3 separate regions of the Homo sapiens genome follow, and regions 2 and 3 are each linked to region 1. A link is an interaction called in ENCODE POLR2A ChIA-PET data of the cell type or tissue named here. Cell type or tissue: HepG2. All regions are shown on one strand. Each heading gives the region's core, and the rest is flanking DNA. Links, peaks and the distances in the headings are about the cores only. Region 1 has its middle 11 kb from the start of LINC02775. Region 2 has its middle 57 kb from the start of PROX1. Region 3 overlaps LINC02775 (long intergenic non-protein coding RNA 2775).

What was found. Peaks named below come from ENCODE experiments on the same cell type or tissue, not always from the same donor. Only the 100,000 strongest peaks of a DNase experiment are listed, where the experiment ranks them.
Region 2: POLR2A ChIA-PET joins it to region 1 with 10 read pairs; 2 of 35 experiments call an interaction of 5 or more read pairs at or near these places.
Region 3: POLR2A ChIA-PET joins it to region 1 with 38 read pairs; 3 of 35 experiments call an interaction of 5 or more read pairs at or near these places.

The regions. Positions count from the first base shown.
Region 1 is chr1:214,117,919-214,128,490 of GRCh38, forward strand. No RefSeq gene overlaps it. Among named protein-coding and RNA genes, the nearest start is that of LINC02775, 11 kb to the left of the region's middle. RefSeq lists a silencer at 5,417-5,506. In HepG2, for the core only: a CTCF peak has its summit at 5,421 (motif pointing left); DNase peaks (open chromatin) are centred at 5,413 and 7,193.
Region 2 is chr1:214,041,847-214,047,412 of GRCh38, forward strand. No RefSeq gene overlaps it. Among named protein-coding and RNA genes, the nearest start is that of PROX1, 57 kb to the left of the region's middle. In HepG2, for the core only: no CTCF peak of the experiment used is centred there; a DNase peak (open chromatin) is centred at 2,885.
Region 3 is chr1:214,047,814-214,058,385 of GRCh38, forward strand. It overlaps LINC02775 (long intergenic non-protein coding RNA 2775), which reads right to left. Exons shown (of 4, transcript XR_922584.2): 4 at 6,100-6,191. Among named protein-coding and RNA genes, the nearest start is that of LINC02775, 59 kb to the right of the region's middle. In HepG2, for the core only: no CTCF peak of the experiment used is centred there; DNase peaks (open chromatin) are centred at 1,838 and 3,028; H3K4me3 peaks cover 407 bases.

The DNA of each region.
Region 1 (10,572 bases), core at 2,962-7,961:
CCTCCAAATTCACCCCTCATTGCCTGCTTTGCAAAAATGGATCTGGGCCCTGTACACATTTTTCCTTTGCCAGCTGGTTCAATGTTAAGTCTTGTCCGTAGACAGCACTGGAGAGACATTGCAGTAGGAAGGAAGTTTCCATTCTGGTTCTGATGCTCTGGCTTAGCAGGCTCCTGCAGCACAGGCGGGTTCTCCAGCACCAGGCTCCCACAGCACTCATGGCTTCCACAGCACCCATCTCCTGCAGAGTAGGCAGCTTATTCAGAACCAGTCTTCTGCAGTTTAGGCAGCTTTTCCAGCAGCCAGCTAATGAAGCACAAGTGACTTCTCAAGCATTGCTCCTTCAGGGCATGCAGCTACCCCAGCACTCAGCTCCTGGAGATAAGGCAGCTTCTCTAACATCAGACTCCCACAAAATGCGGCAGCCAGCAGTATCCTACTTCCAGTAGCTTCCCCCATCACCTCTGGTAATTTCACAGTAAGTGCCTCCAGAGAGACACTGCCTCCTGAACAGCTTTCCCTGGCACCCTAGAGAGTTGATTTATAGCAAGTTCCAGAGAGCAAATTCTACAAGTGCAGGTATTCCTCTTTCAGCCATTGGGCCATGGCTGTGCTCTCTCCACAATGTCTGGATTTCAGCCTTTGGAGTGGAGGTCAGGGAGGATAAGGGAGGACATTCCTCAGGCCTCTACTTCAATTTCAAGTGTAACGTCTGTTGCTTGTATCTGTTATTCCTATATTCTTAGAGTTCTCTTTACTTTTTCCAGGCCAATCTCTCATTACTCTAATCCCCTATTATAGTTGATATTTCTTTACATTAACTTTTTAATATTCAAATTACTGTGTGGTTTCTGTCTCTTGGTTCGACCATGACTGATGCACATAGCATCACATTCCAGAAGGAAATTTAGCACTCCAATCCTTTACTTGCCAAATCTGAGAGCCTGAAAGTGGTTGGATAACAAACCTTCAAGTTGCAGGCAAACTCTTCAGCTTTCAGCCAATTGTTTGGTAGAGCTTTGTACATGGTAAACAATTAATTTCATCGTGCATCATTGCTGCCTTTCTTCAACTGAAGGGCCTAGAAAGCACAGTGTTCTCTAAACTGCTGGAAGCCCACTGGAGCACTTCTGCCTGAGGAGTGGATAATGATAGACAAGCCCTCAAAGATATATAAATAATCTCTGAGCAGAATCAGAGGCCTCCTGGACATTCTCCCAGCACCAATATCCTACACACAAAGCAGATGCTTTTGTCCATTATTTGCCTGGTTACAACTGGAGAAAATGAATTTGGATTAGGTAATATTGTATAACATATGTAATCATAAGCTTTTGAGTCTGACACTGATATTTGAGCCTAGCCCTGACACTAACTAGTTTTTTTACTTTGGACAAATAACCTAATCTCTCTTGAGTCTCAGTTTTATTATCTGTGAAATCTGCATAATAGAATTTACTTCCATAGGGTTGCTATGAGGATTAAATTAAATTGTACAGGTGAAGAATTTCACCTGTGAATGTGATGATGGTTGTCCTGCTGAAAAGTGCAAAACTACATTCTTACCTGCTTGTTCAATCAATGTGCTACCAAATGCAAGGCAATCTGTAGCAAAACTGAGTGTCCAGTTTGGGTCCCCATAGTCAGAACTTGTGCCATTTCCCTGGGTAGCTCCGGCTGCCTCTGTGCTCTTGCCTCAGCTTCTGCTCCTACTCTCATCACCAACTCCAGATCCAAGAACACCTAAAGAAACACCAGTTCTTGAGATATGTGACCTCCAGAGACAAGTCATCAGGAAAGTCTAGAAAGCACTGTCCAATAAAAACAGAGTGTGAGGGCCGGGCGCAGTGGCTCACGCCTGTAATCCCAGCATTTTGGGAGGCCAAGGAGGGCAGATCACTTGGGGTCAGGAGTTAGAGACTAGCCTGGCCAACATGGTGAAATCTTGTCTCTACTAAAAATACAAAAATTAGCTGGGCATGGTGGCAGGTGCCTGTGATCCCAGCTACTTGGGTAGCTGAGGCAGGAGAATCACTTGAACCCAGGAGGCGGAGGTTGCAGTGAGCTGAAATTGTGCCACCTCACTCCAGCCTGGGTGACAGAGTAAAATTCTGTCTCAAAAAAAGAAAAGAAAAGAAAAGAAACACAGTGTGTGAGCCACACATGCAATTTCCAGGAAGCACATTTTTTAAAGTAAAAAGAAACAGGTAGCATTTATTTTAATAATATAGCTTATTTAGCTCTTTACATAAGGCATTATCGTTGTAAAAAGTAATCATTATTTAAAAATACCGTTAAGATACCTCAAATTCTTTCTTCTATATTAAGTCTTTGAAATCCAGTGTGTAGTGAACACTGACAACATTTCTCAATTCAGATCAGCTGCAGCAAGTGCTGAACAGCCACATGCAGCAAGGAACCATCATGTCGAGTAGAGCAGTTCCAGACCATCTGGCCCAGTTCCCTCATTTTAAGAAAAACGTACAGGGACTCAAATAAGTTTTATGAATTGTCCTTCCTAAGTCACGTAGCCAGATAGAGGCAAAGTCAGGATCAGAATCTAAGGCACTTGATACCTTGCCTGGATTTGAAACCCAACCCCACCCCTTATAAGCTGTGTGACTCAGAACAAACTTCTTTACTTCTCTGAACTGCAACTTCCTTTTTTATAAATGGGAAATTAATATGTTCCCAAGAGTTGTAGTAAGGATTAAATAAGGTAATGATGTAAATCACATAGCTCACAGCAAGCACTGGCTAAATGGAATAGTAAGTTATCGTAATCAACTAACCACACTGCCTTTCACTAACCTCAGCCTAATTTAGCAGGAGGCAGAGAAGGGACGGCCTCCCACTGCACACTGGTGGCCTTAGATGTGGCTTTAGTCTAGCCAGCAAGAACAATGTTATGATGCTACACATGCTCGTCAAAGTTTTATCGTAGCTCTTTATTTCCAAGTTAGAAAACAAAAAGGTGATTTTCCTTTCAAGATTCTCTTGATAAAGGAACGATGATCAATTTTTTAAGTTTCAGCAACAGGAGCAAAGTTACAAGAAGAGCACCATTAAATGCCCCACCCATCCCAGTCTCTGGTACTCCAAGGCCCCTGACTCACCTGGCTTCCCTTTTGACTCCCCTTGTCCATCCAGAAGACACAGAGATCCCTCAAAGGGAGATAATGTCATTTGTTGACATTTCCCAGGTGACGAGAAAGTCGGGTCTTTTACTAGGGACCTGAGTCTTTGCATATAATTAGCAGGTCAAATAACCCTCAGGGAATTGAGGCTTGGCGTTCCTCATTGTCAAAAGGAACCACAGCCTTCGGAGAAAGGGGTGGAGGTTGAACTACAAGAACTTCTCTCGGTCTTTTTTCATTTAAGGATCTCAAATGGAGCGGTAAATGAGGAAGGAGCAAAGAATTCCAGGCTCCATTTCTTGTTTATCTTAGAAATTTACTTCCAGGGATGTCTACTCTGGAAGTTACCATATAAACTGAGATCAGCAAATAGAACATTTCTGCTTTCAATTAACGAGTGCCTATTACGCATCCTACCATAAGTAAAATACTTGACTAAAAATTATTTTAAGATTTCAAGAAATTTACAATGTATTTTGGAATAAAGTGTGGAAGAAATACATTTACTTAATATAGATGGCAATATAGCATAATTTACATTACATGTTATATTATTGGTATATAATTGTATTTATATAATATTCATATGATGCGATATAAGATTGTTAACTAAAAGGATTAAAAATATGGGAAGCAGAGTGTGGAATGATGGACAATGGAGACTCAGTGGGGTAGGGGAGGGTGAATGATGGGAGGTTGCCTGGTGGGTACAGTGTGCATTGCTCCAGTGATGGATGCACTGAAGGCCCTGACTTCACCAAAATGCAATGTGTCAATGTACCAAAATTATGATACAGCAAGTGCTTTAGGAATTAAGAGGTGTGAAATAACATCAGGCTGGAGTAAGATGTGAAGACTCTAGGGAAGAAGTAGAGTTTGAACCATCAGCTGAAGTTAAGTGAGATCAAAGTCAGTTCCAGGAGATAGTGGGGAAAGCTGGCTGAAGGAAAGACTTGAAGGAAGGAATGTCCTTGGCACAGTCTCGGGGACCATAATGGATGAATGAGGCTGATGTGAGAGACGTGTTCATGAGAAAGATGGGAAGTAGGTTGGAGAGGTAGGTGACGTCCTATTTTGTCAATGGACAGTTTCAGCACCCACCCTGCAAGCCCCAAACTGGGCCTTGGTGAGGGAGTTGTTGGCAAAGTCCCTACAAGGCCCAGACCCCAAGCCTACATGAAGGCGCCAGTTCAGACCTCAAATGTCAGCCTGTGGAGTTGAGTCCGTAACCAGCCTGAGAGACTTGCCACGGAGCACACTTGGCGCCTCCTCCATACTTCTAGCTGCACACAGACTTGCTCAACAATGGAGTGACTGATGCAGGTTTGACCTTGAAGTACAGAATCAATAAAGGAACTAGAAGAATAAAAGTTGAAATTGGAAGAAGATACATGGGAGGATGACTTAGAAAACAATGCATGGACTACTCAGGAGGCCGAGGCATGAGAATCACTTGAACCAAGGAGGCAGAAGTTGCAGTGAGCTAAGATCGTGCCACTGCACTCCAGCCTGGGCAACAGAGCGAGACCCCGTCAAGAAGAAGAATGCATGGGGTATCCCTGCCACAGGAGCCCTTAGGAATCTGAGAACTATTAATAAATATGATGTTATTGTATTTGCACCCTGAGTTTGGCTTCCTGAAGAATCCATTATAGTGGCACATAAAACCCATAAACTAATGAGGAGGCTTCCTCCATAGAACTGAAGGCATTTGTAGCTATATTGACACTTAATTCACTGAAGACATTTGTCTCACACTTTATTATATTGAGAACTTAACCCAGTTTTGCAAAATAGATAACCATCACAGGAGCTGGTCTTAATTACCTCTTGCCCTTTGTGTGCCTTATGTAGACCTTCTCTTTGAAATAATGTGTGTATTTTTCAGTCTTCTCTTTTCCTTCTTAAGGTTTTTCTCAAGAGCCTAGCAAGATTCCTTAAAAAAAAAAAAAAAAAAAGCTGAAAGCAAATCTATCTGTTAGTTGCCTTTGGCCTTAAAAATCTTCCCAACAAAGCTATAGTTGCCTGACAAACTTTGATATCTATAAATAATGCTGACAAAGGAAAAAAATCAAATTAAAGTGTTAGTTCAAGAATTCCATCCCGTGAACACGTTAGAGTGTCCTACTTGTCCTCAGGCTACCATCCTGCTTGAGCTGTTAGCACTTTTCCTGAGGCAGACAACTTCCTTAACTCACACCTGAAACAAACAAACAAAAAGCTGATGTCAGCCCGGGCGGTCCTTTCCCCTCCTGGCTCTTTCCCTTTGCTAGAGAACTGAAATCAGATGAGTTGCTGACATCTGGTGGTAACTAAGCGGAGTGTAATCTCGGTCTTGGAAGGACTTTTGTCTCTGATTCCAATACACTCCCCCAGCCTCTGATTCCTGGAGGCCTCCCCTTGAGCTTACAAAATTGTTTTATCCAAAGGGAAAGCAAAAGAGCAAACTAAGAAACAACAGAAACAATTTCCCACGGTTCTGAGAAGATGAGTGTTGGCCACCAGAATGAAAAGTCAGCCTTCTCTAGAGACAACCAACACTTCTTGGATTTAGACAAAGATTAGACTTGATCCCAACAGACTTGATGAGTCATGAGAATAAATAACACAGGGAAGTCTCTTTTGGTTAAAGGTAACATTTTTCTTGCAGCTGGGAATAATTCTGCTGTACTCATTTTCTCTTGGCCATTCAAATATTTTAAAAAGCTCCCCATTTTTTGGGGGCCACAGAGTAGACAGTGGTTTCTGAAGCATTCTGCATTGTTCTACTCTTCTACCTCTCAGCATGTTGCGTGAAACCTCAAATCCTTGCTCACAAAAGTTCTTAAACTTCATCTTCAGAGAAAAATGTAGAACCTTCACTCTGGATAGGACAAAGGCATCCACTAATGAGACGTGCAGGGCCTAAAGGTATGTTAGGTGATTCCCAGTACTAGTGTCTGGGAGTATCAGAGAAGGAGGTGTCCTAAACGTTGCAAGCAGAAAGAAAATCAGTCACTATTCTAAAATGCTATTTGATTTCTTCGTAGCATGTATCACTAAAAACAAAATGTATTTTGTTCATGTGTTTGTTTTCTTGGTTTTCACCTGTATCCTCCTGGTTTTGCCTTCCTTACTCAACACACCTCTCCTCTTGAAAACTAGAAAATAAACTTGAGAACAGAAACCTTGGTGGTCTTGTCCACCGTTATATCCCAGTACCTAAAATACATGACATGCTAAACTTCTCAAATACTTATTTTACAAAAGAATGACAATACACTCCCATAGTTCCAGGGAGTCCCTACTTTACCATCCCTCACTCCAGAAAGCCCGCAAAAGCATCCCATCCAGGGAAGCTCTCTAATGACTCTTTTTCCCATTCATCGACAGCAGAGAGCAAAAAGCCAATATCCAGGGCCCAGCCTAGCGACCTCCTAAGATTCCTGGAGGTTGACGGGTGTTAGCACAGATGAAGGCTGCCTTCACCAGAAGGCCTTCCAAATGCTTCAGGGCATTGGAGACAGAAATCTTTACGGGCAGCGTTGAGTCTATTACAGCATATCTTGGTGCTAGATTGCTATCTGGGTGTGCATGAGTCTGTGGGGGCCGGGGGAAGTGTGCTGGAAAACTTTCCCTCTGTCTCCAGCTAAATGGCTTCCTGAGGAAATGAGAAATGGGGGTGGGGTGGGTGGGAAGGAATGAAAAAATTCCAGTAAGGAAAAATAAAAGACTTTTTTCTATGGAACAGGGAGTGTTATTTGCAGATCTAAAATTCCAGGATCTCTGTGTATTAGAAACACAAGGGCTTTCAAAACGAAAAAGTAAAAATAAAAAATAAAATCCATGGTGTATGAGACACTAGAATAAATATTTCAAAGGTAACATTTTAAAACTGAGAAGTCTGGGGAAGCTTGGCCAGGATTGGTGAGAACCTGAGATTCACGTCTCTCCTGACTCAGCCCAGTACAGCAGGTTCTTTCTGGCAGCCATTAATATAGTTCACGGTTAAATTACTGGACCCCATGTGGACTGAAAGGGCCTCTTTATCTTTAAACAAACAGATGAGGAAGGAGGATCTGCCCCTCACCCCTAGCCTAAACCAGTATTTGTGAGACCACACCAGGGTTTTTCCATTCCAGCTATCAATCTTCCCTTGTTGTGGTTTGAGAGAAAGAGAGAAGTATTCGAGGAGGGACGTGTAATCAAAAAGGTAACTCAGCTTTATTTTAGCAGACCTGAAAAGAAATAACTTGGTCTTTTCTTGAATATTGGATGGAAATGTAGGGGCATCAAGGATTCATGGCGGGGAACTCTCTAAATCATCTCCCCCACCATCCAGGACACCACCCATAGCTTGAGCTTCCTGGAACATACAGGCTGACATTTTTGTGCAGCGTCCCTGCCCACCACTCTGCAGGACACGTCTGAGGTTCCGACTTAGCCTGCCATCAGCAACAACCATTGCAGCCAGAACAGAAAGCCTTTATTAGGTGTCTTCGGCGTCTTCTGCACACAGCATCAAACTAGATCAATGAGTATCGATTGGTTTGGTCATGCCCCATGTTCCCTCAAGGGAAGACGGGCTCTTTAAACAACCAACCCAAAATGAAACAAAACAAAACATATAGGCTGGACGAAAGCTCCAAGTTTCAGATTTTCATGGAAAAATAAATTTGCAATAGATTGGTTAGAATTACAGAAAGAGTGCTTTAAATAAACTGTTCTAGAAAAAAATCACAGCTACAACTCCGCCATGTTAGAGTGTACAGTCTACGAATAACCTAATAGCCTTCTCAGGGAACATCAAGCATGCTAATGACAAGATAACTTTTTGCTTTGTTTTATTGTGTTTTAATCAGAGTGCCATGGGGTGGTGAGGAGATTTTGTGCCAGACAAAACCGAGTTAGAATTCCTGTTCTTTTACTTATTAATGTGTTACCTTAAGCACATTCTGAAATTTCTCTGTGCCTCAATTGTCTCATCTGTGAAATGGGGATTAAAAACAGCTATCCCACAGAGTTTTTGTTGTATGGATAAAATTAAGTAATGTCAGGCTAGGTGCAGTGGTACACACCTGTAATCCTAGCACTTTGGGAGGCAGAGGCAGGCAAACAGCTTGAGCTCAGGAGTTTGAGAATGGCCTGAGCAACATGGTGAGACCCTGCCTATCTCTACAAAAATTAGCTGGGAGTGGTGGCACACACCTGTCGTCCCAGCTACTTGGGAGGCTAAGGCAGGAGGATCGCTTGAACCTGGGAGGTTGAGGCTGCAGTGAACCAATATCATGCCACTGCACTCCAGCCTGGGTAACAAAGTGAGACCCTGTTAAAAAAAAAAAAAAAATTAAGTACGTCCATAACAAGCTTAGCATGATGCTTACAACCAGCAAATTCTCAAAAAATGGTTGTTATTGGTATTGGGTATTTCCTTTTAAACAGCATTTCCTGAGGGCCAGCTTTGTGCAAGACACTGTTCTCAGCTCTTTGCGTGTCTTACTCATTTCACCTCCTAAGAATCCTGTGTGGCAAGCACTATTCTTATACTCATTTTATACATGAGGAAACTGAGGCCTCCTTGCCCACGATCACATAGTAAATGGCAACCCCAAGCTGTCTGGCTCCAGAAGATTTCCTCAGAAAGGAAGGTCAGTTTGTTGATCTAAATAGTTGAGCTGCCATTTTTGCCTAGAAAACCCGAGTGGAAGATTTCATCAGTGTCCCCCTCATCTGCTGACAGCAGTCAGTGAACATCCAACATCAACTGGACTCTGCCTCCTTGGAAAGGCCCCAGGCTTGATCTGGATGAATGACCTCTGTGTACAGTTACCTTTGACTTGGCCTCCTACCTGAAAACACAAAGAGGGACAGTTACATAAGGTAATGCTGACCTATATTCTTGACACCCTGAGTTGCTCCTGGATCCCCAGAGCAAACACTGAGGTTCACCAGGAGAGAAGCACAAACTGATGTCTGATTTGCTCTTATCTGTCACAGGCCCTGCCATTAGCCCAACTTGGCCAAGAATCAGTGGATATTGATTGGTTTGGTTGTGCTCCTCATGTTCCCTCAGAGGACGACCAGCTCCTAAGCACCAACCCAAAATGAAGCAAAATAATACACATAGGCCGGACAAAAGCTTAAAGTTTCAGATTTTAATGGAAAAATAAATGTGTAATAGGCTTGTTGGACTAACAGAAGGGTTCTTTAAAGAAATTGCTTAGTTTTCAAATACTAAACACCATTAGATAGGCAAGTACTGCCAAATGAGTTTCTGGAGACAGAATTTAATGAACAAGAGACAAAATCTTTCAATTATGTCATTGTGCATATATAGTTTTTGCATAGATGAAGTTTGGTTCCTCTAATAGTTAAACATCACCCCCTACAAACTTGTTTTGATAATTGCCTTAAGAGATACTGTCTCCAAATAAAAAAGAAAGGTCTGATTTTTTAAAAAATCTAAATTGTCCGAATTCGTGGACACCTTATTAGAGAAGGTTTTGGGTTACTAGTTTAAAAATTGTTCCCTCGTTTTTTGTTTTTTAATAGGATATCAGGAAAATCCACCAACAAAATCATCTCTGAAGTCATTAACATGAGACAAACAAAAGCGGTGACTGAGATCCAGAGTCACCTAAGCCAATTTAAAGTCTTAGAATATACGGCCCATTCTTTACAAAGTCCTCAAACCATCACCTCAGAGTTCCTTAATAGAAGTCAGAAGCCCAAATTCAAACACAGAACTACCATGGAATTGTGTGGTGACACCCAAAACATCACCTGTCTGGCCTCAGTTTCCTCCCTCATATAGATGATCAAACCACCTCCATAAGTTCCTCATAGAGATGACGATGATGATGGTGATGACGATGATGATGATGATGTCATTTAGCAGTGTTGGTAATGAAAATAGCAGCTGCTTGTTTATTGAGTCCTACCATATGCCAAAGCACTATTCTAAGCCTTTGACTTGAATTAACTCACAATATCCTCCTGGAAATTTTGCACCAGGGATTTCTCCCCAAATCCGTGTCTACCATGCTCTCTTAAGCGAAGAATATTGTGACAGGTTCCATATTCAAAAAGTAGCCTTAACAGTATTTTTCATCTTGCAGACCCTTTATACAACGTGTTTTTGACATTTTTCCCATCAAGAGGAGGGGTCTATATTTCTTCCACTTGAACCTAGATGACTTTACCACCACGGCAGAAGTGACACTATATGACTTCCAAGGCTGGGTCATAAAATGCAATACAGCTCTTTGCCTTCTCAAGCTGTTCACCCCAACCCAGCCACGAGGCTGGGAGGTATCCTGGGCAACAAGGAGAGACCCTATGTAAAGGCTGCAGCCAACTCTCCAGCAGAGTTCCCCACCAACACCCAACATCAATGGCCAGATGAGTGAGGGAAGGCATCTGCAGGTGATTCAGCCCCAGCCATTGAGTCCCCACC
Region 2 (5,566 bases), core at 1-5,000, 79 kb before region 1:
AGAACAAGAGAAACTAGCAGAAATCACCTGCTATTTGAGATTGACTCTATTATCCACCATTCACTGCAGCTGTACCTCACTTGTGTCTGTACATGCTGTTGCAGACTGAGTCTTCATCATCTCTGATTTCTTCTTTTGCTTTCCCCTTAATGATGAAAACTTTATATTTTGACCCTGTTGACACAAGGGTGCCTGGAGTCAATGCAATATTAAAACTTTGTTAAAGGATGATAGCATTTTTCCACTTTCAGCTCTTTTTTCTATCAATGCCACATATTTAAATTCTAGTCTTCCTAACTAAATTGTGCAAAAGTGCATACTTAAATCCCTCTATGCCAAAATAGTTATTCCCTGATCGGAAAAAAAAAAATTCCCTCCTTCCACTGTCTCTTCTTGGAAGAGAAAAGACATTTGCAGGAATGTAGTGACTCCTCCATCTTCTTGTACTTAACAGTTATCTGCTTTATGCCAGATTGGATAATTTCCATAGCCACCAAATCACTAACAGGTTACAGCAGGTAGGAGGTTTATTAAAAACATACCTTCAAGCCCTACTTTTGTGACTCTAAATCATCTGGCGTCATTAGTCTAGAATAAAATGCACCACCTTCAACACTGATCTGAGCCGTCATCATAAACCCTGTTCCACATGCATCTCAGTGTGACCAGTGCCCACTTTAGAGTTGAATGTATAAGCTTCTCAACCTCATAATAAAGAAAAGATTGGTTTTATTCATTTTTATCTCCATTAATTTTTAAAAATTAACGTTTTTCTTCAAAAGCAAGGCTAAAAATCAGTACATATTTACAATTAATTTAATACATGCAGAGGTGAGACACAGATGCCCCTGAATAAAAGTCATAGAAATACATCAAATGTTTGTCATGTACTGCCAAATGCTGGGGTCTATGGACATTCCTGAATTTTAAAAGGCATAAAATATAAGAAAAGGGTGTACAAAGGAAAATGGCAGATACAATTTTAGAAAATAACAGATATAATAACTAAGTAAATTTATTAAAGATTACTGAAGAAATAAATTGTGCTGTACTCCCTTACCAAAGATATAACCATGTAGTAGAGGGAGGCTTTACATTGGGATAAAAAGCTAAATAGTAGCTTTTGAAACTAAAGAAGTCATCAAGAGAGTATTGCTTTGGGTATTAGGAGACCTGTCTCCAATCCATTCAATTCTAAAACTTTTTACACAGCCTACCCGGAGAAAACTAAGCAAGTCACTTAATGCTTCAGTGTCCCAGGAGAATTGAAATAATTATGAGAGCTAAAGGATTGCTAGATTCAGTGTGGTCACCATGTTGACTTTCACCTGCCAAGGATTCCTACCTGCCAAGAAAATGGTGTGTTAGGATGTTTTTGCTTCTCGTGAGAAGGCAATTTAAGTGACAAGGGCAAAATTCTGAAGATAGCCAAGTGTGACTCTAGATCCTTCTCTCTCTGTTTATGACTGGTTCTCTCTTGGGTAAGTGTCTCTGCTTCTTGTCAAGCATCTGGTGCTCCTGGGTTGCCCCAGCCCTCCCTCTGTTCACAGCAACAAGCCGTCTACGAAAGTTAACATTAAGATATCACTGACTTGATATGTTTCTCTTACCAATGGTACATTCATAAAAAGATATGCAGTGTACAAGAATACATTTTTACTGCTTCTGTATTAGGTCTGATGTCACCTGAATGCAAGTAATTATGGACTGGAGGCCTTCCCCACCAAACATCAGGCTAGGCTTTTTGAATGGTATCACTCCTGGCTGCATCTTGCAAAAAGGCTGTATGGTCTGTCAAGCCATTTCTGTCTCCCAGGCCTCCTTCCCCTCCGTCCCCAGGACTGGCTTCCTGCCCATGATCATAGAGTCCTTCTACATCTCCCCAAAAATCATTCATAAGAACTCACAGGAGGAGGCACACTTCTCCACTAAAGCCTGGTTTGTTTTTCTGGTTCCAAAGAAAAATTATTATCACTGAAGATATTTCAGAGATAACCTAACTCAGTGGCTTTTATTCCCCAGATCGCTAGAGAAATGTGGTTATTATCTCAGGGGCCACCAGATTAGGACCTCAACAAAAGGAGCTTCATCTTTATATTGAGGTATAATAAAATATTCATTTAATATAAAGAGTTCTCTGCTTAAAACAGTGATCTTTTTGAGTAAGATAAAACAGATTTCTATGTATGAATGGGAGTATTAATTAACAAGTAATTCTACCAAACCTTCATTTAAAGAAAGGAGTTCTCTGCTCAACAACACAACTCAATACTCTCATTGGGTAGGGTAAGAGATTTTTAAGGATGAACAGGAAAATTAAAATAGATAATAACACATAAAATGATAATAAACCTTTAAAAAAGAGACTATTTTTGCACCATGGAAACAGCACAGAGCCTGGCACCTGGTTTGTACTGAATCTCTGTTCTCTTTCTTCTCTTCCAGTCAGTGGTTTTAGTTACTTTGCCATGTTGTTTTAAGTTGTGATCTAAGGGCTTAAACACCCACACCCATTCCAACTTCCCAGGACATTCAAATTTTGAAGAACACAGAAGTGCAGCAGGAACTAAAAACTTCTGCCCCACTCTTGCCATTTCCCCAGGCCCCTGTGTTCAGCCTCAGGCCTATAGCTGCTGTGGCCACACCTTCCGCCAGCCATGCTTGCCTAGGCTCCAGAATAAGAGTGGGACAGCTCAGAAAGATTAAGGTGCCATAACACACTGAAACAGAATCACTTAGGCTGCCTCAATCCTGGCAAAGGGGAGGGTATTATTTGCAAAGCCCCCTGCTGAGTCTCCCAGGTGCTAGCTAGACAGGCTCAGGAGATAGTTTGGCAGCCACCCTGGAAAAAATGCCTGTGTCTCTGCAAATAAATCTGCCAGTGTAGAAAGCACTGGGTTTTCCCCAGTGCTTGTGCAAATAGTACTCTGTGCTTTGCTGGTATTGGAAATTCCTTGGTATAAGTAGCTCTAGACCATGAAAATTGAAGTTATGGATTTCTTGTCATTGTTGTTACCCTTGACCTGTTGGGAAATAATTCCCCAAATCAATGGTCATACTTCCGATTATTCACAACTGAAAAATCTTTAGTAACCAGAAAACAAAAAAAAGTGTTCCCTGAATTCCCCTTCACGGCTCAGCAACTGACGGTAAGACTGAGCAAGTCTTGAAGTCTGGCACAAAGGAAGGTAGATGTGCAGGTGTCCAAGCATAATATGAGCCTGGGCATCTGAGTGTAGGTATCTCCTGCTAGAAAAATTCATGAACAACTAGAAAAATTCATGAACAACTAGAAAAATTCATGAACAACACATAGGTTACCAATGGAGCATTATTGATGTCTTTTCTTCACTTAACATCTAGGAATTTGTAGAATCAACAGTGTGGTTACGTATGTGAAAAATCTCAGTAAAGTGGATACATTTCTAAGCAAAATACAGGTATCAACATTTACTCCAGAAGCAAAAACCTTCAAGACAATCAAGGCCACAGAAGAAAATTTTAAAGTTGTTCTAAAAACAGAACAAACATCAGATCAAAACTCCTCTCCTCTCCCCAAAGGCACCTGGCCTTCAGAGTTTTATGGGTGAATTCTATCAACTATTCAAAAATAAGTTATATTGTATAAATAGTATACATATTACACATATATACAGTATTTATACACATATGTACAGTGTTTATATATAACTCAATTTCTTTATAAAGTCCATATGTATTAATGTAAGTACAAAACATAATCAAATCCAGTCCAGCAGTACATATAGTAAAAATAATATTATACTACAAATAGGGCTCATTACTTGTACCAAGCTGATTTGAAGAAGAATCTGGACTTGCTTCTAAGTGAAATGCAGGAGAAAGTTTCTTGATAGATTGATTTGCTTTTTCTAACTTCTAATAATGGTGAAAGCAAATATTTCTTTTCTGGGCTGTCAGCTATCTGCTACTGGGCAATCACTATGGGCTACTGTCTTCTAATTTTTTATTTTACTAGGGCAAAATAGCCTTTGCTCTTTCAGCCATTTTCGTGTGCAAGGTTGCCTGACTCAGAGGCCCTGACTTACTTGAACAAATCTTTTTTGGAACTCTGAGTTTTTGGAAAAAGCCAGATTCATCTTGTGCAATTTTAAGGACTTCCCTCAGTTAACTTAAATAAAGAAGAATAAAAAAAACAAATCCAGCAAAGTAATGCCAATAAAGATAGGCCATTCATTCTACATAAAGGGAATCATGATATTTTTACTTTGTGAAATATTGAATTAAAATTAAAACCTATTTGTTTACATTCTAAAAGGAAAGGATAAGTAGGGTAAGTTTTGAGTTGGGCAGTGCTGACCCCAATCAATTTGATAAAGCTTGTAAGAGTTGCCATTATATGCAACAGGAGGACTCTTTGACAGAAATAATATATGAAATGTGTCTCTTTATTTTTAATATTTTAATTTTTTTCAGCTCATTAGCTATCATAAGTATTAGTGTGTTTTATGTGTGTCCCAGGACAATTTTTTTTCTTCCAATGTGGCCCAGGGAAGCCAAAATATTGGACACCCCTGGCTTAAGCTTTATGCCTTGATTCTTTGGTGCTAAAACTTTTGAAACTAAAAACACTCTTTTTATTATGCACACAAAAAAGCCATGCTCTAGCAAATTAAAAGCCTTGATTTTCAAGACTATTTTCTCAACACTGAGTTTTAAGACCTTATTTAGACATTTAAGTGGTCAAAACCTTGATTCTTTGTTCCCTGCATTTCCTTTATGCATCCCTTCTAGAAGCAGGGCTTGCCCATGACTGAATGGGGAAGAGTCACAGGTAACTGGAATTTGAAGCGGGTGGGCCTCCATTAATACATCTAAATTTTATGTTGCATGTTCAGCAATAGTCATTGCAGGATTATATGTAGTAATGGAAAATTGTAGACAAACCAAATGTCATCAGCAGGTGAATTGTTGAAATAAATTGTGTGACTTTATGCCTCTTTAAGGTGAACTCAAATTGGGTAGAACTAACCCTAAGAATAATTGTTTCCCTGTTATGTCACCACAACCACACAAAAATTATACCTGCTTTAAATAAAAAAAAGCTTTATTTGTGCTTTCAGGTGTAAATTTGTATTTTGATTCCATGGTTTGTGGAATATTATACATCTACTAAAAGTTTGAGATTGAGCTGTAGCTATGCAGTGAAGTGAAAAGTTATTCATAATATATTATGGAGTTTGAAAAGTAAATACAGAAATATTTTTAGATAACATAACTCCACGTTTGTGCTTTTTAAGTTGATATATCAGCTGGGCATGGTGGCTCATGCCTGTAATCCCAGCACTTTGGGGAGGCCAAGGCAGGTGGATGACCAGAGTTCAGGAGTTCAAGGCCAGCCTGGCCAACATTGTGAAACCCCATCTCTGCTAAAAATACAACAATTAGCCAGGTGTGGTGGTGCACGCCTGTAATCCCAGCTACTCAGGAGGCTGAGGAACAACAATCACTTGAACCTGGGAGACAGAGGTTGCAGTGAGCTGAGATCATGCCACTGCACTCCAGCCTGGGTGACAGAGTGAGACTC
Region 3 (10,572 bases), core at 550-5,549, 73 kb before region 1:
AGAGGACACAAACAAATGGAAAAACATTCCATGCTCATGGATAGGAAGAATCAATATTGTGAAAATGGCAATGGCCATACTGCCCAAAGTAATTTATAGAGTCAATGCTATTCTCATTAAACTACCATTGATATTTTTCACAGAATTAGAAAAAACTACTTTAAAATTTATATGGAACAAAAAAAGAGCCCATATAGCTAAGACAATCATAAGCAAAAAGACCAAAGCTGGAGGCATCACACTACCTGACTTCAAACTATACTACAAGGCTACAGTAACTAAAACAGCATGGCACTGGTACAAAAAACAGACACACAGACCAATGGAACAGAATAGAGAATTTAGAAATAAGACTGTACATCTACAATCATCTGATCTTTGACAAATCTGACAAAAACAAGCAAGGGGGAAAGGATTTCCTGTTTAATAAATGGTGCTGGGAGAACTGGCTAGCCATATGCAGAAGATTGAAACTGGACCCCTTCCTTACACCTTATACAAAAATTAACTCAAGATGGATTAAAGACTTAAATGTAAAACCTAAGACTATAAACACCCTAGAAGAAAATCTAGGCAATACCATTCAGGACATAGGCATGGGAAAAGATTTCATGACAAAAACATTGAAAGTAATTGCAACAAAAGCAAAAATTGACAAATAGGATCTAATTTAAAGAGCTTCTGTACAGCAAAAGAAACTGTCATCACAGTAAACAAATGACCTATAGAATGGGAGAAAATTTTTGCAATCTATCCATCTGAAAAAGGTCTAATATCCAGAATCTACAAAGAACTTAAACAAATTTACAAGAAAAAAACAATCAACCCCATTATAAAGTGGGCAAACGACATGAACAGGCACTTCTCAAAAGAGGACATTTATGCGGCCAACAAACATATAAAAAAATGCTCCACATCACCAATCATTAGGGATATGCAAATCAAAACCACAATGAGATACCATCTCATGCCAGTCAGAATGGAGATTTTTAAATTTCAAGAAACAACAGATGCTGATGAGGCTGTGGAGAAATAAGAACACTTTTACACTGTTGATGGGAACGTAAATTAGTTCAACCATTGTGGAAGACAGTGTGGCAATCCCTCAAGGACCCAGAAATACCATTTGACCCAGCAATCCCATTACTAGGTATAGTCCCAAAGGAATGTAAATCATTCTATTATGAAGATACTTGCACATGTATGTTCATTGCAGCACTATTCACAATAGCAAAGACGTGGAATCAACCCAAATGCCCATCAATGACAGACTGGATAAAGACAATGTGGTACATATACACCATGGAATACTATGCGGCCATAAAAAGGACTGAGAACATGCCCTTTGTATGGACATGGATGGAGCTGGAAGCCATTATCCTCAGCAAACTAATGTGGGAACAGAAAACCAAACACTGCATGTTCTCACTTATAAGTTCTCACTTATGAGAGTTCAACAATGAGAACACATGGGCACAGAGAGGGAAACACACACACTGGGGCCTGTCAGAGATGTGTTGGGGAAGGAAGAGTATCAGGATAAATAGCTAATGCATGCTGGACTTTATACCTAGGTGATGGGTTGGTAGGTCCAGCAAACCACCATGGCACACGTTTACCTATGTAACTGCACAAGTATCTCAGAACTTAAAATGAAAGAAAATAATTTAGAAATAAATAAATAAATGTCATTTCTGAGTAGTGGAGATAGGCAAGGAAGCATTTAGGTAAGGGGTTAATTTTTATGTTTACTTTATGCATTTCCAAAGTGTTTGAAATTTTTTAGCAAGCAAGCACAACTTTTGTTTGCAGGAAGCATATTAAGAGACAAGAGCAGAGAAGCAGTGGGGCAGGGTTTGGGGCTGAATGTACCCTTCACTGTCAGAGAGGAAACAAGATTCTGGCCTGGATGCATGCATCCCCTTGTCTGGTTTGTGCTAGCCCATGGGCACTCTGCACTGACCAGCTTGCCTCGGCTGTTGGAGACTCCACCTGAAGAAGGCAGGAGGGAGCAGTGGCACAGTTACTGGCTTGGGCTATGGAGTCAGACAGACCTGCGTCTGAAGCCTAGTCCATGACTTGCTCACTTGTCAGTCTTCTTGAGTCATAGTTTGTTCTTTTATGAAATAACACCTACCCCTCAAACTGAGTAATAAATGAGATGTGCTGTGGGAGGTACCTGGTATAATAGCATGTGCTTAGTAGAGGGTAGAGGAAGAAGAAGTCGGATAGGACAAATTACTGTTAACCTTGAGGAGTGCACCTACGGGGTGGTCACTGGCATTTTAAATGCCACCATTGGTGCCTTATTCCTTTTTTCTTGTTTTTCTTCAATTTAGTAGCCCAAATCAACCCACACTGTGCACCTGGTAAAGGAGGCAAGCAGAACACACGAACAGGAGTGAGCTATGTGCCCTGTTCTCAAAAGGTGGAAGCTCCCAATGGGTGTACAAGTATGTGTGTTACAGATGGGAGGGAGGGCATCAAATACACACAAGTCGTAATGCTGCATTGTGCTGTTCTCAGTGTGGTCGTGGGTTTGCAGTTCTTACCATGGTTAAGGGAAAAGTGGAGTAGAGTGGGGAAAGAGGCAGAACTTTATTTAGGAAGATGGGGGTTCATGGTAAGTAATCAGAAAAGAAATTAACTTGCAAAACAGATGGCACAAAAATCCCGCTCTGAGTTTGAGTAGAGGGCAAAATGGGAGAATGGAAGGAGATGGTGAAGAAGGCACGCTGCTGCTGAAACGTGCTTTGGGCTTAGTGAGAATGAACACTCCCACTTCTGGGAATTGAGCCTTGGGCAGAGCATGCACAGAAGCAAAGCTGGAAGGCAGAGGAAATCTGGGCCACCCACGCCCACACCTGCCCTGACCTCTCACCCTGAAGCCTCAGGAAAGGGAAAATCGATGTGCTCCCGAAGTGCAGGAGCCCTGGGTTTGGGACTGGAATTTGACCCATGCGGAGTGTTTACTGATCTGGAGACGGATAGGCTCAAATGAGCTCATCTTTATCTTGAGAGGAAATTAGGCAGCCCAGACCCAGACAAAGCCATGTTTTATTCAATGAAAATTTACCACCACCCCACCCTCCCAATGCACACAATATTACATGAAACATCTGCCTAAGTAACCTAGTCTCCAAAGGTTGGTTCTGAAAGATCAACAAATAGAGACTTAGGAGCTTAGAGAAAAACGAAAAAAAAAAAAGTTATTTCAGAATATCTTACATTTACCCCTCATGCTGATCTGTATCCTCTTTTTTTCACAGTTTGCAAATATTGACTAAGTTCAAGGGCAGTGGTTTAAGGTCTAACTTCAGAGTTAGCATGAGGTGACATACTTAAGATGGTGCAATCCTGTCCTAATGAAGAACATGTTAGATCCCAAGGTTGGTTTATGGGCAGTTCTTGTTCTTGTCCCAGTTGATATTTGTTTTATCAAGTCAGGAACTATTTTTGTCATCATTGTTAATCTTCCTCTTGCCAGATCTGTTTTGGCCGAGGGCATGCACTTGAGGTATGTTAGAAGAATGGAGTGCAGTATTGTGGGAAAGAATTATCACTAATTCTGTCTGCCTACAGCTTCCTCGGCCCTGTTCATCTGATCTCAATTCCCTAAACAAAATTGTAGATGGAAAGTCCTGCAAGTCCATGACCTGGTTCCAGAAAGTAGATTTTTGAGCTGAAAGAGCAAGATCGCAGCATTCCCATGATGACAATAGGTCTTTGTTATGTTGGAAAGAATTTTGACTTGTCCATCAGGGGAGATCTTGACAGAATATTTTGCCAATAAAGAAGTCTACCACTAAATGGGTAGGTCCAACTCCATTAGGCTCATCTTTGGCCTCAATGTTATGCAGATTTTTGCCTCAAGGATTCCTGAGACCTGGCCTAAGATGTCTGGTAGTTCTAGCTGGAACCAGAATCAGCTGGCATTTCTGACCCATGGGCTTTGGAAGAACACAGATCCTGGCTCAAATCTTAATGTCTCCGAGCCTCAGTTTCTTCATGTATGAATACAGTCGTGACAATGTTCTCCTTGCAAGCTTGTTATGAGGATTAAATGTGGTATTGTATCTGAAATCACTTAACACAGTGCCTGTTGCTTAAAATGGGATTAATATGTTCTAGTGTCCTTCCTTCCGCTCAGCCACTCCAGCTGCTGGTGTATCCCCTTTCTCTGCTGCATACATTTGACATAGTGGAACAAGGCCAGTAATGCTTGAGGGGATACCATCCTAGTTACAATGAATAGAGAAAAGGAAAGGTTCAACAATGTTCAGAACACCAATATTCACTTTAAACTTGTCTAAGCATAAATTATAGGCGCTCTGCTGACATTTGAAAGAATGGAAATATATAAATAAATGTATAGTTGTGTGACTGCTTCCTAGACCTGGACACAGCTTCACCCCTAAAAGAAAATCTCCATGTGGAGACCTTTGGGGAGAATTTTAATCTAAAAATCCTAGAGATTATCACAATATTCTTTTGAGTATTAATAAAAGGACTTAGTTACCCAATGAACTGATGAGTCCCCGGATAATTTGTTCAAAGGAGAGGTGATATTCTTTTAGCCTCATAGCAGCTTCAGCTGCTATCTCCCACCTAGAGTTCTACCCATTAATATCTCTTGTTCAAGGTATCACATCTAAAATTTCTAGTAGTTTATGCAACATTTAGCGATTTCCTCTCTTAGCAATGGTTGGAATCCACCACGCTATATCCTCCTTTTGGGTATCCTGAACTCTCCAAATTGTCTCAAAACAAACTTCCTTTTTAACATTTAGATAATATGGCTATTTACAAAGTAGATGGTCAAACGCAGTAATATACACATTTAGTATAAGCCAGTATTCAAAGATTCTAATAGCAATAATTATTTCCATATTCAATGCAGTCAATTCTTCAGTGTATCCAAACTGGCCATACAGAAGTTTAGTATGAACAATACAGCACTGAAAATGTACTGTATTTATATTTGACTTTGGCGATCAAACATATCAACCTTGAGAGGAAATAACATATTTCTGATTCTAGCCTTTGTTTCTTCACCTTGGTACTTCCCAATATCACCAGAGCTAGACTGGAGGAAGAAATGGGAAAAAAAACCCTGAAGGATATTATTTGTTTTGTTTTGTTTTCTCGAGACGGAGTCTTGCTCTGTCGCCCAGGCTGGAGTGCAATGGCATGATCTCGACTCACTGCAACCTCCGCCTCCCAGGTTCCAGTGATTCTCTTGCCTCAGCCTCACCAGTAGCTGGGATTACATGGTGGCACACGCCACCATGCCTGGCTAACTTTTTGTATTTTTAGTAGAGACAGGGTTTCACCATGTTGGCCAGGCTGGTCTCGAACTCCTGAGCTCGTGATCTGCCTGCCTTGGCCTCCCAAAGTGCTGGGATTACAGGTGTGAGCCACCGCGCCAGGCCCTGGAGGATACTTAATAAATATTTGGAGAATTAATGTGTATTTCAATCTACTTTTTCTATGTGTTAGCAATAAAGAACTAGAATATCCAATGGAAATAAAATAGTAACTAAACCTATAAAATATTAGGAACAAAGCTATAAATAAACAACTAGAACATATAATGGAAATAATATAGTAACCAACCCTAAAAAACATTAGGAATAAAGCTATAAAACTGTAAAGCCATAAAGAAGACCTAAAAAATAGAGACAGACAATAATTTTAATAATAATAGTAACTAACATTTATTATGTTCTTTTAATGTGCCAAGAATTCTCTCAGATTTTTACATAGGTGATTTCTTTAATTTTCTCGGAAATTTCATGAGGCAGTTAACACTACTATCATCATCTTTTTTTCCTTCCTTCCTTCCTTCCTTTCTTCCTTTTTTTTTTTTTTTTTTTTTTTTTTGAGACGGAGTTTTGCTCTTGTTGCCCAGGCTGGAGTGCTATGGCACCATCTTGGCTCACCACAACCTCTACCTCCTGGGTTCAAGCGATTCTTCTGCCTCAGCCTCCCAAGTAGCTGGGATTACAGGCATGCGCCACCATGCCAACCAATTTTGTATCTTTAGTAGAGACAAGGTTTCTCCATGTTGGTCAGGCTGGTCTCGAATTCCCAACCTCAGGTCATCCGCCCTCCTCAGTCTTCCAAAGTGCTGAGATTACAGGTGTGAGCCACTGCACCTGGGCTATCGTCCATTTTTCAAAACAAGGAAACTAGGATATATCGAGATAAGGTAACTTTTTTAATGGAAACATGCAAAATGATAAATATGCTTATTTTTCCTAATTTACTCAATAACTTTACCCTGCAAATTAATGCAATGAATTTATAAATTAAAGTAATCACAGTCAAATTTTAGAGGACTGTTCACAGATCTTAGCACAACTATTCTAATGTTCAAGAAAAGAGAAAATGCTTTAAACAAAACCCAAGAAAACACTGGTAAAAAAGAAAATCAATTTAAAAAGTATTAAAATTATATTAAAGTTCAATAAAGTTGTCAGAGATGCTCAATTACTTACAACAGAACCTGACACATAGAAGACACTCAATAAATATTTGGAGAATTAATGTATATTTTTATCTATTGTTTCTATGATTTGCCCCAATAGATATAAAAACAAAATGTATAATCACAGTAATTAAATATGTATTATTAATTCAAGAATTGACAAAAACAGTTCAAGGAAGCAGATTAGAAAATCCAGAAACAGGTTGGGCACAGAAACAGGTTGGGCACAGTGGCTCACACCTGTAATCGCAGCCTTTTGGGAGGCCGAGGTGGAAGGGTTGTTTATGGCCAGGAGTTCAAGACCAGCCTGGGAAACATAGCAAGGAGGCTCCATCTCCATAAATAAATAAATAGCCAGGTATGGTGGTGCACATGCATGCCTGTAGTCCCAGCTACCTGGGAGGCTAAAGCAGGAGGATCACTTAAGTCCAGGAGTTTGAGATTGAAGTGAGCCATGATCATGCCACTGCACTTTGGCCTGGGTGACAGAGAAAGGCATTATCTCTAAAAAGATAAAAAATCTAGAAACAATACAAGCAAACATAGAAATTTAGTCTATTATAAAGATTATTTTCCATTCAGGAGGGAAAAATAAACCATTCAACAAATACCATAGGAATAATTTGCTAATGATATCAAAGAAATAAAGTTAGATTCGCATCTCATGACATGCAAAAATGAATTATTGACAGACAAAAGGTTGAAAACGTATATTCAAACACACAAGCACACACACATATAACACATACATGAACCTTCTGGAAAACTAATTTTATTATCTTGCAGTTTAGAAGACATTTTAAGCAAAATAAAACCCAGAGGCCATAAAGAAGTAAAATAAAAGATATGGCTACATAAAAGTTACATCTCAGCAACAATAACAACAAAAAGCATGAGAAAAGTTAGAGAAAATAAGCAGAGATAAAATATATATTAAGTATATATAGACTATCAAGTCTTAATACATTACTTATAAGTGTATAAGTAATGTATTGTACATTATAAGTATTATGTATTATAAGTGTACTTATATGTCAATTTAAAAACTATACCAGCTGGGGGCGGTGGCTCACGCCTGTAATCCCAGCACTTTGGGAGGCCAAGGCAGGTGGATCACGAGGTCAGGAGATCAAGACCATCCTGGCTAACATGGTGAAACTCCGTCTCTACTAAAAATACAAAAAAAAAAAAAAAAAAATTATCCAGGCGTGGTGGCAGGTGCCTGTAGTCCCAGCTACTCGGGAGGCTGAGGCAGGAGAATGCGTGAACCTGGGAGGCGGAGCTTTCAGTGAGCCCAGATCGTGCCACTACACTCCAGCCTGGGTGACAGAGCGAGACTCCTGTTTAAAAAAAAAAAAAAATACCATTCAGTGGTAAAATGGGCAATGGGCATAAATAGTCAATAGGGAAGAAATAAAAATGGCCAATGAACATTTGAAAATATGGGCCAGGCACAGTGGCTCACATCTGTAATCCCAGCACTCTGGTAGGCCAAGGTGGACAGATCACTTAAGGTCAGGAGTTCGAGACCAGCCTGGCCAACATAGTGAAGTACCGTCTCTACCAAAAATACAAAAATTAGCCAGGCGTGGTGGTGCATGCCTGTAGTCCCAGCTACTCAGAAGGCTGAGGCAGGAGAATTGCTGGGACCCGGGAGGCAGAGGTTGCAGTGAGCCAAGATTGCACCACTGCACTCCAGCCTGAGCAACAGAGCGAGACTCCATCTCAAAAAAAAAAAAAAAAGAAGAAAGAAGAAAAGAAAATACGCTTAACTTTATTGACAATCAGACAAGTGCAAAATATAACATAATACCTTTTTTGCCAATTAGATTTGAAAAATAGAAAATATTGATACTGATATTATCCAGTTTTGACAAGGGCATGAAGAAAACAACAGCCTCACACACTATCACAAGATTATAAGTAGGTAGGCTTTTTTAATGGGACAAATTGACTGTAATTCTGGTAGAATTACGAGATCATATTACATTTTGACAAATGCTTACAAAATGCACAAAAATATATGTCTTCATTAAAACATTGTTTTCAAATGCAAAAATAAGATCTACCAGTAGATAAATGATTAATACCATAAAATGATTTATACAATAAGTAGATCCTTATAAATCAACACAAAAAGACATCCAAGGCAAATTATTAACTAAAAAAGGCTAGGAGCTGAATAATGCAGTATTACATTTTGTTGATTCCAATTTTTTTTTTTTTTTTTGTGACAGAGTCTCGCTCTGTTGCCCAGGCTGGAGTGCAGTGGCACAATCTCGGCTCACTGCAGCCTCTACCCCCAGGTTCAAGCGATTCTCCTGCCTCAGCCTCCTGAGTAGCTGGGATTACAGGTGCATACCACCATGCCCGGCTAATTTTTGTATTTTTAGTAGAGACAGGGTTTCACCATGTTGGTCAGGCTGGTCTCAAACTCCTGACCTCGTGATCCTCCCACCTCGGCCTCTCAAAGTGCTGGGATTACAGGCATGAGCCACCGAGCCCAGCCCTAAAGATCATTTTTTAAAATACCATCACTTTTGAAATTGTGATGCATCATGCAATCAACAGTGTTTAATACTTATCATAGTAGCATCTTTTTCTTCTTAGAAGAACATAAAATGATGATGTGTCTTACAATTGCATCTTAGATTTCATGAAATACAGTAAATCACATGATCCCATAAAATATACTTATTTATATATCTAACAGACTGAGTAATTGAGAATTTACCTGATGCCTTTCTTGTGTACTAGTCTTAAGAAGAAATGAAGAAGGGGGAGGAGGAAAATTTTCTTCCTTTCCCTTTAAGGACAGCCTGGTCTTTGCATTCTTGAATTTGGCCCATTTATTCCAGGGGACTTTACAAACCTTTAATCATCAGATCTGTGGGTTAATAGCACTGTCCCTGAGAAGGAACGGATGGAGGCTTTTGTGTCTAAAGAGGAAGGGAGGGATGTAGACCAGCCCCAGGTCCTTGTGCCTAGGAGGAGATGGGAATTCAGGGTTTGGGTTAGGAGTAGGAAGAAAACTGCTTCCCTGAAGCAAGAGGGTGGGAGAACTGCTGCATGGGTGACTGTGAAGCAGATTGATAAGTATGTTCATTGAAGGCAGAGGAAAAGAGGTCTGCCATCAAATCATCAGGATAGCAGAGGTGTCCTAATAGAGTCACCTTCCATTACTAGCCTTTAGTGTTATAGGCAGGAAGCAAGCGGACAAGAAACACAATTAACTAGAGACCCAAGGTCCATCCTCAATCTTCCTGGGTCCCATAAACCCTGGGGTTCTAGATCAACCTCAAGGGAGAAAGAGAGTCCCCTTAAATAACTGAGACTAGATGTCTAGTCAGCAATGGTTGATAGGGGGCTGCAGCATGTTATAAAAGAAAATGTCCTCTTGTTTGCTTCTGGAGGTTCTGGACCAATTTGTACCAGAGATAGATGATAGATAGATAGATAGATAGATAGATAGATAGATAGATAGATAGATATAGATAGATAGATAGAGATAGATGATAGATAGATAGATAGATAGATAGATAGATAGATATAGATGATAGACAGATAGATAGATAGTAGATCAGTAGCACCATCTTAATGTATTTGCTTGTTTAACACATTTAATGAGCTCATCTTATGTGCCCAGAACTCAGCTGGGCCCAGGGGGATACCAGGGACAGGATGAAGTCTGCAGTCAAGGAGCTCATGGTCTACAAGGTGGCAAACCTTCCAGAAGTGGAGCATCTTGGTTGCATGTGCCCCCTTTTCCTCCCAGGTAAATTTGCCACTCCCTACTTGTTGTTGCCCCCGAGGGACTTGGCAGCGGGTGTGGCTTCTCCAACTCAGAACTTGAAGCAGTGTGTTTTAGGAACCTTGAAGTTACAGTTTTGCTTGAACTGTGTGCAGTGGCCCCAGCATGGCCTGTGATAAATTGCTGTCTGGGAATCAGCCACACCACTTCTCAGACAGCTGCTGAGAGTTGTCTGAGAAGAGTCATTTCACTCCGGGGGCAAAGGGCCTCTGTAGTCACAGTTACAGCGAAGCTGCGAGACAGTCTTCTCATTCATTCCTTCAAAAAACAT